2 separate regions of the Homo sapiens genome follow, and region 2 is linked to region 1. A link is a loop called in an ENCODE intact Hi-C map of the cell type or tissue named here. Cell type or tissue: HCT116. All regions are shown on one strand. Each heading gives the region's core, and the rest is flanking DNA. Links, peaks and the distances in the headings are about the cores only.

What was found. A loop is a pair of places that touch in the nucleus more often than their neighbours do. Peaks named below come from ENCODE experiments on the same cell type or tissue, not always from the same donor. Only the 100,000 strongest peaks of a DNase experiment are listed, where the experiment ranks them.
Region 2: it touches region 1 in a loop (4-fold over the local background); 8 of 110 quality-filtered maps call a loop at or near these places.

The regions. Positions count from the first base shown.
Region 1 is chr6:46,416,358-46,423,975 of GRCh38, reverse strand. The region is part of intron 2 of RCAN2 (regulator of calcineurin 2); the gene reads left to right. Among named protein-coding and RNA genes, the nearest start is that of RCAN2, 71 kb to the left of the region's middle. In HCT116, for the core only: a CTCF peak has its summit at 4,214 (motif pointing left); a DNase peak (open chromatin) is centred at 4,225.
Region 2 is chr6:46,845,313-46,852,930 of GRCh38, reverse strand. ADGRF5 (adhesion G protein-coupled receptor F5) reads left to right here. Exons shown (of 21, transcript NM_001098518.2): 21 at 1-409. It also overlaps a transcript of MEP1A not described here. Among named protein-coding and RNA genes, the nearest start is that of ADGRF5-AS1, 54 kb to the left of the region's middle. RefSeq lists an enhancer at 5,526-6,090. In HCT116, for the core only: a CTCF peak has its summit at 3,834 (motif pointing left); a DNase peak (open chromatin) is centred at 3,870.

The sequences.
Region 1 (7,618 bases), core at 1,220-6,219:
TTCTTGGGTTAGTTACCTAACCCTTTTGTGCTTTAGCTTCCTTCTATGTAAAATAGAGAAGACAAGAGGGCTGATGTGATTGAATTATGTGAAGTAGTAAGTTAATGAATATAGACTGTTTAGAGAAGTACCTGGACCGTGGTATGTGGTATACTCAATGTAGTTCTTACTGCATCATCAGATTATGCCTTCAGTGATTGGAAAAGGAAGTTCAGTCTAATCTCAGAAATCAAAGATGTGGCAAAAATTGTAACTATCTAAGACAATAGGATTTAAAATGTGATAATCAGATCACAATAAAAACAATGAGATAATAAGGTACCCATAATTAAATTACAAAATGTATAAGGAAACAGGTTAATGATTTATACAAGTAGATTTAAAAAATGTCTATCGAAGGTGAAACCCTGAGTATTGACTTCAGAGAGGAAGGGTCAGTATTCTCGAGCTAATAAGTCCATATTATACCAAGGAAGAGGAAAGAGCTCACCAGAGTTGTGGATAAGAATCAACCTTCAAGAAGGAGGAGAAATAGCTTGGTCTCATCTTGTCTCTTTTCTGTTCTCTCTTGCTTTTTTCTTTGTTCTATCCTCTACAATATTGAAAAGTGTAAAATACAAACACTATAGGATTGGCCATCTAGAGTCCTGGGTTTTAGACTTGGTCTGGTCTGCTATAATCAACAGTGTGATCTTAGACAAGCCACTTGGCCTCCTGGGACCCCAGTCTCCTCATTTGGAAATAAGAAGGCAAATTATCTTAAGAGTCCTTTCTTAGGCTGATTCTTGGAATCACCTAAACAATCCACAAATACTAGGACTTCCTGGAATAAAATTAGGAATCCAGATGGTCTAATACTAATGCTTAGACCCACTCCTTCACCAAGGCACTAGATACCCCAAATGAAACACCTGGACCTCCCCAGGAACCAAGGTCCTCTGGATCCTCTGGCCTGACAGTCACAGGAGGATGGTCTGAGATAAGTCTGTCTGGTCCTAAAGTAATGCATACTTGACAAGAAGTTGGTTATCTTGACATAGCATTACTCCTTGTGAAAAATGCCCTTGAGAGCTTTGTTTATTCTCTTCACCTCCTCATCAGTAGTACTGTGCTAACATTTCTGTTATTCATCATGTTTTAAAATTAGCTTCTTAATCCTCTTAATATTTTCAACTTCTCTGCCTTGAGATAGGCACCCAGCCTGAACTTGGTTTTCTGCAGCCTTTGTACAGCATATAAATAACAAGAATGGATTGTTCCCATAGCCTTGGCTTCTTCACTAAATTAACTACATTTACTCATTACTCTTATTTTTGTTCTTGGTGGAATAGACCTAAATTTTCTCAACTAAATTTGGCTTTGAAATTCTATGGTATGTTCTTTATCTCCATTCACTTTGATGTTGGTAGCTTTTTAAATCTGTTTGGAACATGTCTTCCTTCGTTTTTAAAAGCATCCCTTTTCTATGAGGCTTTGGCTTATTTTCTTTTTCTTTTACTAGCTTCTCTTTCTTCTCTACTCCCTGTCTTAGTCCATTTGTGTTACTATAAAGGAATACCTGAGGTTGGATAATTGATAAAGAAAAGAGGTTTATTTGTTGTTCTGCAGGCTGTATAGGAAGCATGGTGCCAGCATCCACTTCTGGTGAGGGCTTCAGGCTGCTTCCACTCATGGCAGAAGAAGAAGGAATACAGGGATCACAAGGCTAGAAAGGAGGCCAGAGAGGGCTGGGCCGGGGAGGTGCCAGGCTCTTTTTTACAACCAGCTGGCAGGAGAACTCTCGCAGGAACTAACAGTGAGAACTCACTCATCCCCACCACCCAGGGAGGATATTAATCTATTAGTGAGGGATCCTCCCTCATGACCCCAACACCTCCCATTAAGCCCCACCTCCAACACTGGGGATCAGATTTCAAATGAGATTTGGAAGAGTCAAACAAACCAAACTGCAGCACTCCCTAAGGCATCTATTCTTATGGTCCTATACGTAGCTCACTTCTTATTTCTAAATAATTATTTTCCTTGGAAATTATATTTACTAACAGTTTTCTATCTCCTTTAAGCAGATGATGTTTATGTTTTGATATTTATTTATTTTTATCAGCTGGTTACTTTCATCATTCATTAGCCATTTATTGAGTACCTATTATGAATTATGTACTGTGCTGGTACTAAGGATATAAAGATCAGTGACTTTCTCTACTTTTAATGAGTTCTAATGGAGTCTCATTGAAGTGACAGACACAGAGTTAGATAATGCCAACCCAATATAACATGCTAAACTAGGATGTTAAACAAACTGCTTTTGGAACCTGGAGAAGTGAGTAAATGACCTCTGAGGACTATCAAGGAAAGACTTCCTGGAAGAAAGGACATTGGCAGTGGGTATTAAAAGTTGAGTAGGAGTTTGTGAGTTGCGACATCTCCCAACTTCCTTCTGCTCTGTTCACTCTGATGTTTCACTGTCATCTTAAATTTAACATGTCAAAAGTCAAATTCTTTATCTTTCACCCTAAATTACTTCACTCACTTGAGTTTCCTATTACATTATTCTCTGAATCATCCTTTTGGCGTTTTTGTCTCTTTCCTCTCTGTTGTCCTGCTGTCAGCCACAAAGTCATCTGCGTGCTTTCTTCATTTTTTCATTCAGTTGTTCCCACTGCCCCAGACACTTCATACTCTGCCACCTCCTGTCTGGGTTATTACAGTGGACTCCAGCTGATTAATCTGCCTAAGTTTACTTTCCCCATTTAATCTGTTTTGTACATCATTGCCCATTGCTCTTTTTTTGGATATCAGTTTGATTCTGTCACTCATCTATTTAGAAATAATGGCAAACTGGCACTTGCTCAATGCTGGGATGGTTTGTGAAGTAATTTTAAAAAATGTTATCTCATTTCATTATCAAAACAACTTTGTGAAATAAATACTGGAACTTACTGAATATCCTCTAAATTTAGAATTCAGTAGTCTATGAGCTCCTGTAACCAGGGATGACATCATGTTCATCTCAGCCTCCTTAGTGCCTAGCACAGTGCTGATTCATAAATGATGTTAAAAACACATTATGGATTCACTCCTGCCTAGTGTCTGTGCATCTTTATGTGCCCAGTTAAAAATAGTTGATCAGGCTGGGTGCAGTGGCTCATGTCTGTAATCCCAGCTGTTTGGGGGGCCGAGGAGGGCAGATTACCTGAGGTCAAGAGTTCGAGACCAGCCTGGCCAACATGATAAAACCCCATCTCTACTAAAAGTACAAAAAAAAGTAGCCGGGCCTGATGGTGGGTACCTGTAATCCCAGCTACTTGGGAGGCTGAGGCAGGAGAATCACTTGAACCCAGGAGGGGAGGTTGCAGTGAGCCGAGATTGCACCATTGCACTCCAGCCTGGGAGACAGAGTGAGACACCATCTCAAAAAAAAAAAAAAAAAAGTTAATCAGAAGACATTGAAATGACATTATAAAAAATAACAGGACAGTTTTGCCAATATTTCCAGTGCTGATTCCACACCCTGCTCAGCAGTCAGAGAATCACTTCTTCATGCTGTGATTACTGCTGTTGCTGAACCGCTCTTGAGCCTGAAGATTCCTGATGGATTCTTAACAGTCAGTGCTATATAGATACAGAACCACTCCTTGCAAATAGCTCCCCTTAATGATGCAACCAAGACTCTTGCACACGGTAGTCTGTATTATTCTTAAAATCAGACTCAATTTAATTGTCTTGCATGGATTTTAGTGATACGATGATAACTAAAACATTTGTTTAAATGCTCTAGTCTTTCAGGTTTTGTTTTTTTTTTTAATGTGAGGGTTGTATGGCTTATAATCTGTACTCTGTTTATCTGCCTGTCTTAACTCCTAACTTCATAGGAAAACTGGTTGTAGAAGGGATAATATTAAATATACTTAAAAATATTAATGAAGTAAAATAATTTAAGTCTTGTCTGCGAGAATTTGAAATTTTAAATCTGACAACACAGTGAAAAGGATCTGTCTACTCTTGTCTGGCATGAACCAATTTGGGTAAAAAGACTACATGACTTTTTTGGTTGTTAATGTTTTTATGAAATCATAGAATATAATCTATACTGAATTTTGAAAGGCAGTTTGCCAACACGAAGAATAAATGAACCAGCAAACTATTTAGAAATGTGCTTGACTTATTTATGTTCTTTCTCAGCCAAAATGGTTTGAAGACGTGAGGCTTTCTTTCCAAGAGTCCCTGCTGCCATCTGCTGGTCTTCATTATTCAGCAGCCAACTTCTAAATGGAGTCTGGATGACATGGTTCCATGAGATATGATTTTCAGGGGAAAAATATTTTGTAATTTTATTATATTTTAAAAATAGAAGTAATACTAAATTGAGATTAAATAAACAAATAATCTGCTTAGAACAATTTATTTTTATAAAATCTTGGGCAAAAATTTAAAACAGGGTCCCAGGGAAAGTCATCTTTCTCATATTAACATGTACCTTCCGTGGATGAAATCAGGTGGTTTGAAGCTGTGATAGATTGGTTTTGAAGTGAAGCAAGCTCCAAACTCCGGTACTCTGTGTGTGGATGAGGAAGAAGTTGGAATATTGGGAGAAGAGCATACTAGGCCTTCTAAACCGGTGGTTCTCAAGCTCTAGCAGAATCAGAATCACTTGGAAGGCCTGTTTGAAAAAAGGTTGTTGGGCCTTATCTAGTGGTATACTATTAAATGCTTTACAACTGGCTTATTGGTTAAAAGGCCCTGATGTGTAGCATTTGCTGACTTCCATGGTGTAAATGCTCCCGCTGTGGCTGGTTTCAAACTTTCCACATGGCATCACTAAATGTAGGGTTGAGAAGAGATGTACTGTAGCTCACTATTACGTCGTATTTTCACCATATGCCTACAATATATGCACACGGCCTGAAGAGCACAGATTGTAGCCAAATTATGTTATTTTCTTTTTTCTTTTGGGCTTTTTTTTGCTATCTCGGCTCACTGCAGCCTCCGCTTCCCAAGTAGCTAGGACTACAGGTGTGTGCCGCCACGCCCAGCTAATTTTTATATTTTTAGTAGAGACGGGGTTTCACCATGTTGGCCAGGATGGTCTTGATCTCCTGACCTTGTGATCTGCCCACCTCGGCTTCCCAAAGTGCTGGGATTACAGTCATGAGCCACTGTGCCCGGCCAATCACATTATTTTCTAAAGAAGCATTGAATTTTGAGTATTTATTATTTCTGTCTTAATCCATTTACCTGCAACTGTATATATATATATATATATATATATATATATATATACACACACACATATTTTAGAGATGATTATATTTAACAATCAGCCGATAAAATTCCTGGAAATTTAAGCCACTCCCCCAGAGTGGATGGGAGCTGGCTCCTAGCACATGACTAGTTCCACCTGTAGAGTGTCTGGTGTGGGTCAGTGGGTCTGGGGACACTGAGACTGGTCAGACGAGAATGACAAAAAGATCCACGTAGTCATTAAAGGGTGGTTACAAGGCACTGATTGTAAGGAGGGGTGGGATATGAAATCCAAATTTTGTAAGGAATTGAGGACGTGGAGCAAGTTACTTTGATTCTGGATGGCGAAAAAGTGGCAGCTTTAATGATTAGAGGGCTGAATGAAGTGGAAGAATTTTTGGAAGGGTCAGAGAGGAATATTTGAAGTGTTTATTATTTCCGTTTTAATTGATTAACTTGCACATTTATATAACTTAGTTTTTAGTGATGGCTTTAGAGTTTTAAAGTGTTTGCTTTAAAAATTCAGGTTGTTTGTCTCTGACCTTATAATGGACGTTAGATACCTAAAGTATAAGATATTTTGTTAAGATAATGTTATATTACTATATTATCATAATTTTCCTTTCTTGAAGTTTAAATAAGGATAGTGATAATAATCTCATATATGATTAATGTCAAATGATGTACAAAACAAAGGTGGGATTTGTGAGAGAACATTGGCATTTGCACCAGACAGCTGGATTCAAGTTTCAGATTATTCATTTAATAGCTGTGTGACTCTTATCACAGTAAAAATAAATAAACAAATCTAAGCCTCAGTTTTCTCATCAGTGAAATAGATCTAATAGCTTCTGCAATTAAGTATTGCAAAAATTAATTGTGTGTGTAAATTACCTGGCACAGTGCCTGGCTCTTAGGAAATGGCAGCTTTATTTTTATTGTAGTAGCATTAGACCTGTCACACAAATACTTAAGACAGCGTTTTAGTTCGTTTCTCTGAAATACACTACCCCCAAATGAAATTGAATATGTTGGATTATGTCGATAAGATTATATATAAGGAATTAGAGAAAACTGGAACATCAGTGTTTTACCCCAGCTCCTGTATTGTTTGGGGAACAGACTTCAGAAAATGGCCAGAGGAGTAATGGCAACTGAATGATAGAGGGATTCTTTCCCTGCAGTTCTTGGTTATCATAAATGAAGAGTGTCCTGCTTTTTATCCAAATTGATATGTCCCTTTCTTGGTTTTTTAAAACTAAATTTTAATCTGAGTTCATTATCATAATCTTTCTTCATCAATTTGTTTCTCTTTATTGACTTTTTAATCAGGAGGCTTAGAAACAAATTATAGCTCTTAAAGAATAAATCTTACGTGAGAGCTCTTTGAGGTAAGATATGCACATCCAAACAACAGTGAGATATCATTTTTATCTCTCAAATATGTGAAGTGAATGAAGCTAACACTCAGTAGGGGAGAACATGTAGTGAATCCTTCATGAAGGATTGTAAATTGGTACCTTTCTGAAAAGCTGTTGGACAATACAGCAAGAGTCATAAAAATGCCCATGAATTTTGACATAGCATTTTCCATCTATGACACATGTATTCTCCATCTATGCATTTACTTGAAGGAAATAGTAAAGCAATATTGGACAAAGATTTAGGAACAAACATATTCATCACAGTGAAAATAGCAAAATAAGTATGGAAGAAATAAAGTCTAGCAATATGAGAATGGTTTAAAATGATGGCACATTTATGCAATGGTAAATGCTGTAAGATTGAATTTTTTGGACAAAAATTATAAAACTGAATGTTTTTTATAATCTCAGTTCTATAATAAGCACAGAAAAAATTTTGGAATATCTATCAAAACATTAACCATTGTTATCAGTATGGTAGAAAATCAGAGCAGGACACGGTGGCTCATGCCTGTAATCCCAGCCCTTTGGGAGGCCAAGGTGGGCGGATCGCTTGAGCCCAGGAGTTCGAGACCAGCCTGGGCAACATGATGAAACCCCATCTCTACAAAAAATAAAAACATTAGCTGGGGATGGTGGTACATGTCTGTAGTCCCAAGTCCTAGCCACTCGGAAGGCTGAGGTGGGAGGATTGCTTGAGCCTGGGAGGTTGAGGGAGCAGTGAGCCATGATTGTGCCACTATACTCCAGCATGGGTGACAGAGCGAGACACTATCTGAAAAAAAGAAAAGAAAGAAAAAGGCAATCAGACAACTTTCATTTTGTTCTTATTTAAAAAGCTATCTATTTTCCAATATTCTACAATAACAATGTTTATTTTTATATTAAAAATGAAACTTTAAAGGATGTTAAACTTATTGAGGAAGAAGGTACCATACTAGATCCTTCCACTT
Region 2 (7,618 bases), core at 1,166-6,165, 430 kb before region 1:
TATATTATTATTGCTGTTGTCACTGTTATTATTATTGTGGATACTGGCCCTTGGTGTGTTGCATAGCTCCCTATGTATTCTCTGTTTCCATCTTTAAGTTCCCAGACCAATATACATTAAGAGTTTTGCATGGTCTAAATTGTGTTTATTCCAACCACGTGGAAAGCTCCTGGAAAGAAATTTTACATTCGGTTGTTCTGTGCTCCTAATGACACTTGACCTTGTTGAACAAATGGCAGAGCCTTTCCCAAGGATTTGATTGTTTGTGAATTATCTGCATGTGTGCTTTTTTTTGGTGTGTATTTCATTAAAAAATATAAATATTTATGAAAATTGCACGCATATTAGAGTTAACCATGTACTATTGATACAGCAACGCTACATTGCAAATAAAAGTCCGATCCCAAAAGGAGAATGAGACAAAAATAGAGTTGTGGGGCTACTCAGGATGTGTGGGCCGTGTGGCAACATAAATGGGTCCAGTTGTTAGGAAGATGCGGCAAAAGAGGCTGAGATTCAACAGCCATTTCTTTATTGAGGTTCAAAGGAGTTTTCTTTTAATATTTTAACTCTTTAAAATATCTTCTTTTTATTTTTAGTTTTAAATTCTACTTAAATTCTACTTCTGCCTCTCTTTTCTTCATGGGGAAGGAGAGGTATGGGACAGAGGTGGGACAGTTAATGTAAATGAACTCTTTATTTCTACATATTCACAAATGACATAGACATCTACTCCCACATTTGCCTGAGAATTGTCACATCCCAGTCCCAAATGAATGGTGCATTACTGAACGTCCCTAAAGGAAATCATTGCTGTGCTATAAGTGCATGCCATGTTCTTCAGGAATGATCAACTTTGGGCAGAGCTTGGTACTAAGAAGATGGAGACAGAGGTTGGGTTGAGGGAAATCCCTTGAATTAGAATTAGAGAAAGAAGGCCGTTGACTGATTTGGTTCCTGGAGTTATATCAAGAAGAATCGAGCCAGGCTTGGAGCACAATGCTAGCAGGGCTATCTTGACATGATCAATCAAGGAAAGCACACAGTATCAGGAGCAGGATGTGGTTGTCATGTTCAAAAATTCAGTGGGACAAGAAACGCTGAACTTCCACCCACTTCAGCCAGGATCCCTTGGGGAATTACTGTGTTCAACCCTGTGAAGGGAACTTTCATTATAGCAGGAGCCTGTGGGAGTTACACAGGATGTGGATCTGGCCCACTGCTCCATTCGTTAACCGGGGCATGTTTCCTTATCCCCAACACACACAAATACACACATGCACACATGTGCACATACATGCATGCATGTGCTTCACCCTTTCAAGCCACAGCACTGGGTCCAAATTCCAGAAAAGCTATGAAAGCAAATAATTGGAGAAACACTTGTTGGTTTTCTGCGCACTGCAATACACATTAGCCCAGCCACTACCCTTTCCCAAGAAAATCCTAAAATCAACAGTAGAATTCAAAATTGTAGAAGAGCAGTTATGAAGCTGAGAATTTTATGAATGCAGGAGCCTCACTCGGCCCTGAGGTTGCCATCTCTCAATCAGCAATGATTACAAGGCTATTAGTAGCAGATTTCTGAGAATGAAGGCACATTAAGTTGTGCGATCTACTTTGTTCGTAAGGTGCCCAGTGCTTCCCTGTGTTCCTAACATCTCTCAGTGTATAAAGACCATTCCCTGGGCCTAAACTTTCTTGCATTAGGAGCTTTCCATTAAGTCCGTTTCTTGCAAAGGGCTTTGTCCTAATGCGTCAGAGTCTGTGAGGTTAGAACATTCACAAATGAGCAGTTAATACAGATTACAGGAATATTCTCTGGGAATATTCTAGGTCCAGACTAACACATCATCTCCTGAGTAAGCCAGATGTCTGCCATCCTCCTCCCCCATTTCTTATTGTTTGCATGGGGAAATGGTTAAATAAATGTCTGTGGGGTTTTCAGGATGTAGGTTGCTAAGGCCAGAAATTAAGAAAGACTGTGGGAAGTCACGGCCTTTTGTGGTTTGTACAGAAAATTTCAAAGAGACCCATGTTGGAATGCTTCAGAAAAAAAAAAAAAAGTTACATGGAGATGAGAAAGATTACAGCAATTAGCAAATATAGAAAGGAGGTGTGGGTGAGTTATTGAGGTGAATGAAGCAGGAAGTCACAATCATTTGAAGACAAAAAGAAATAGGTGGTCCTAGAAATGCCAGGTAGGCGGAATGCATTTATTTTGTGCCATGTGATGGTGAAGTCAAATAAGTCCTCATCCCAAAGAGAAAACCCAGTGACCCAGGCCAGTAAAAGCCTGATTCTTCAAGTGTTCAAAATGAAGGTGGAACTTACAGGGAACATACCTTTTGATTGTGTTTTTAAAAGGGCAACGGGAATGGTGTCTCATCATTTCAAGAGGACGGTAGTTTAGCTTTAATATTAGGTTCTGTTGGTTTCTAAAATTATGACTTGGGATTTAAAATCACATCATGTATGCCAGCACGCAGCTATGCTTCCTTTCCATTCCATAACAAGGAAATATCTAATGAGATCCCGTGAGCTGTCTTTGTAGTAATTGTCTGCCTTCTTGCAATGTGGTGCTGCTGCTGCTCAGGCTTCTGCATGTCACCCAGAATGCCCCTCCACTCTCCAAACAGCGAACGATCCTTTCTATCTTCCAGGCATGGGGGAGGCCGGCAGCTCGCCGCTGAACTCAACTGGCTGTCAGGGCTGATGGTTTCCCTCACCTCATCCACACTCCCAAGCCGTGTGCAAAGATCCAGCATGTTATAGAAGGTTTAAACAAGGGTCCTTGAAGTAAAGTTTTCAGAACCAAATGTCTAGCAAATAAACAGATGCCTGTTCCAACATTTGTGTGAGGATGACTCAAAATTTTCATTGACAGCTGAAAATAGAGCCCTCATGTCCTATAGATGAATATAAAGGATGTGAGGGCTCTATTTATCCTCTAGCACATTCTAGACGGAAACCAAGTTTCCCACTGTTAGTGAATGTGGAGTGGACAGAAGAAGAAAAGAGGGGAGATGGGCCAACTCCCGAAGCCCGCTCTGTGCCAGACCAGTTCTTATCTCCAAATATCATCTCTATGTGTTAGCGGTGGGCGTGGGGGCCTTGGTCGTGGTGTCCTACGATTCAGACACAGCCGTCCTGTCTATTCTTAAATGATTTTATACACACCCATTTTTCCCCTTTTACCTGTAAACTTTGAAATGAAGTTGAAAGGCCACCAGTGTCCATGACAGGTCCCTCTGCACACATGGGGCATGGTTAGGAGATACATGAGCCTGTTCCCACTGCAGGGTTTTTATTCTCTCATGCAGAGCCAAGTGAAGGATGCCGGTGACTATTGAAGCCCAAACACAACAAACCCAGAAGCCTGGGGGGAAAAAAATGGCTTTATTCTCAGCATGAAAGGCAAGAGGACCTGACTGGGCAAGTGGTGGGCAGATTGCTGTCACGGCCCACTTCCGATGACATTAAACCGCAAAACCTAGGAATGACTTTGGGCCCTGCCTTTTTCGGATTTTGATTTTTACCATCCTGGGTCTTCCATCCTGCCAGCCAGCCGGCACCCCAGCAGTTGTGGGAAGAGGAATTTGACTTTGATTAACCGAGAAAAACTGTGCACCCGTTTTCTGTTTTTTTCTGGAACTGTGAGGGTTTTCCCATGCCCCAGGGGCTCCCTCACAGTTGTCCTATGCCAAGCATTCCCGACAGGAATCTCCAGCTGGGTTGGAGTGACAGCTGGCCTCCAGCACCGCAGCTCCGCAACCACCGCTGGCGTCTCCTGAGGCTCGCGCGCCCCCTGCTGGGCCTGAGAGGAGGCGTCCCCGCTGCGGTCCGGCCTCAGGAAGCCGGCGGGAGGCAGTCAGTCCCGCGGATGACGCGCCCAACGGTCTAGGTTCAGGAAGTAATTTGATCATATGGACAGAGCGAAGGTCAAGGCATAGTGGATAACAGAAACCAGGAATGAAAAAAATCTCTTTCACTCCCGCCTCCTAACACTTTTATATTATGATCCTTGCAGGGGAAAGGGTAGTCAGAAAGCAACGTAGGACTGTGGAGGGAGGGAAATCCCAGTCATGTAGTTTCAGTGTGTGAAAGGCAAAGGAAATTTCAGGCCCCCAATTCACTATGCAAAAAGGAAAAAATTAAGATGGAAGCTAAGTCATGCAAGAAACAGCCTTTTCCTTCTGTTGCTAAGCGAATAGCTAACAGATGAAAGGCCAGATATCTCCACAGATAGCTACGCTAGGTTCACCTTTTATGTAAAGTGCCGATTTACTGAGATGAATACATCACTGACTATTCCCCTACCTGCTCCTTTTCTCCTGCAATGCATGGATTATGCATTGTGACCATACCCTCCCTCTTCGCCTCCACTTTTCCCCTTTAAATACTGAAGCCCTCAAAATATCTTTGCAGAAAAACGGACCACAGACTGTCTCTGTGATTCTGTGTTCCTTTCTTCCAGTCGTGTTCTTAACCTTGGCAAAATAAACTTCTAAGTTGATTGAGACCTGTCTCAGAGACTGTTCGGTTTACAAGTGTGCATTGCACATCCACAGGCAGGCATACATTTCTGAGGCATACTCGCTGGGATAGCTCCTTCCTTTCTCTGTCCCCCCTCACTGACTGAATCTCATTTATGGCACTAACAACAAAACTGAAAGCCCCAGAAATGATCTGGTTCACCCATTCCAGATAGGTTGCTGGAAGGTCGTTTGAGGAAGAAAAATGGGTGCCTTCCATGTTTCATGGGAACCTAATACTTTTTCTATCAAGGCAGCTGCAAAAGGATTAACATAGGTGGCCCTATTCCCTTTCCTAATTCATCCATTCAAAGCCACTGCTGGCCTGGATTTTCATTTTCAATCCATGATGAATCTGCAGATGAATCTGCAGCTATCCCAGGGCAATCTGACAGACCAGCCAGCAGCTGAGGCTGGATGACAAGTTCCTACCCTAGCCTCTGAGCACACATTGCTAACGTGTGATCCGAGAAGACCCAGGTCCTTGGAGTAGAGGGACAAGCTGAAATGGCCTTAAGTAATAAGGCAGACAGCTTCCCAGTTTGGGGGGATGTCACGCACCTTGGCCTGTTGCTCCTATCCCCTCGGAATAGCTCTCACACCTTCTCCCTCATGTTGGACATTCCTTTTACAAAAACAGAAATCTCAAGGACAGATAAGGTTAAGAAGGTTAATCTCAGGTTAATCTCAAGGAGAGAAAAGGTATGCAAATATACTTCTGGGTGAAACACAGTAACTTAAATTTACCCTCGAATGAAAATGGCTGGTAACTATATAACTATGTTAACCAACAGTTTTTGAGCCCTTGCTGTGTACCTGGTCCTGTTCTAAGATTTTTATGTGTATAATTTCATTTAAACTCTACAGCAAACCAAAAGTAACTAAATATTCTTTTTCTTTGCATTTTTAGACGAAAAAACTAAGCACAGAGAGGTAAATAACTTGTCCACAGTCACACAGCTGAGGACCAGTAGAACCAGGATCTAAGTGCAGTGTCTGACCTAGAACATGGGCATGTATCCACCTCCTTATGTTGCTTCTCTATGCAACCTGATGCCAGTTACTTGCTTAAAAGTAGGCTTCCATAGCAGGAAAAGTTTCAAATGCACAAAATGAGAGGGGAGAACAATGGTGACAGAGAGGGTGGAGGAGTTAAGGCATCTCCCAGCTTCATCTCACTTTATAATTCTACCTTGGGGCAGCCCAGGACATAAAGACCAATGTTCTGGGCAAACTTCAGAGTGTGCCTGCTTCCTTTTTAAGTCTCTGATGAAACATCAAAGAATTCCTGCTGTGCTGCTTTATTGAAAGTAGTTCTCAACTTAGCTATCTCAACCCCCCAGCTTGAGTCTTCATTCAAGTGAGCTTCTTGTAAGGTCTCAATCACCAGTGTTGTTGTTTTTATTTTCATCTCGGATCTATCAAGAATTCTCAGAGTGTTGGATGGCATTTAGACATGTAGGAAGAAAATATGGCTTCCCAGAAATGAAGAGTGATTCTGAGGCTATGTTTAAACATATCAAGTGGAGAATTGGGACATTTGTCCTAATACATTTAGCTAAGTCATGATTTTCCTTATGATATGCAGACTGAAACAGCAGCTGATTTGCTACTTGAATGCTTTGCACTCTTTGCTTCATTTTGCATGGACAGGTGTATTGGGCTGTTCTTCAGCATTGATTGACAGCCAGTTTGGTAAATGTGGTACGGTGGTTAAGAGCATTGGTTCTAGAGCCAAACTGTGTGCTTTTCAATTGGAGGTCCACCACTTATTAGTTTGACTTTTGGTAAAATAACTCTTTCTGCCTCAATTTACACTACTTGAAAGGAGATAATAATGGTACAGGCTCCATGGGTTGTTATAAAATTCTTATAAAGCCTACAAAATCATATCTGGCATGCAATTATTGCAGAATAAAGTTAGCCTTTATTATTTTGCATCATACTGTGTGTGCATAAAAATTATAGTAGATATGTATCATACACACATATATACATCACGCATCACGACTTAGCCAAATTAGGGCAAATGTTTCAATTCTCCACTTGATATATTTAAACACAGCCTCAGAATCACACTTCATTTCTGAGAAGTCATATTTTCTTCCTATGTGTCTAAATAATATCCAACACTCAGAATTCTTGATAGATCTTGGTAGAACTCAGATTTAGACACCAGTTCTATTCAGAATCAAACTACATATGCCTTTTACATTTTCACATTTAATTCATGGTTAAGAGCTTTTGAGAGTAACGTCAAAGGTATGTGACATCCTAAATCATAACTTTATCAAGGTTTGAGTTTAAATCATGCTTATTAGGAAGCCAGAATGGGTGAATAATTCACATAACAAGTTTGTGAGCCTGGTTAACTTCCCCATGTCTGCATTTCAAATCAGTTTTGGTAATCGTACATATTACATAATTTTATTTAATTTTCAAACTAATTTCATTATTTCTTTTCTTTACAGATAAGCCAATTATGCACTATAACAGTGGTGTTAATTAAGGCTTTCTCAGTTACAGGTAACAGAACCACATTCAAACTAGTTTAAGCAAAAGTGGGCACTTACCATATAATGGGAAAGATACTAGATTGGTACACCTTCAGGTACAGCTAGATTCAAGGGCCCAAACAGTGTTCTCAGAGTTCTGGCTCTTCCTTTTATGTTGTTGTCTCTCTTAGTGTATTTATTTCATTCCAAGGTAGATCTTCAAAGGAGAGAAATTTATGAGGTCCACAGACCCATAGATTGAGATTTAAAAAGAAGACCAACCCTTTTCTTCTCCAAATGTTCATGTGTATGTGGCAGTACAGGGTATCATGATTGGCTTAGTCTAAGCCATATGCTGGCCCTGTAGAAATAATTATATCCATTAGGATCATGTTTTCTGTGAGTACCAGACGTTCAAAATAACGGTGACTTAAAGTAGAAGTTTATTTCTCTAATACAGATAAGCAGCCCAAGACTGGTGTGGCAGCCTGGCTCAGTGCAGTTCTCAGAAATCCAGATACTTTCTATTTTTTAACCTGCTTTTCCCAAGGCCACCACGTGGCCCCATTTGGCAGCTCTCACTCTGGC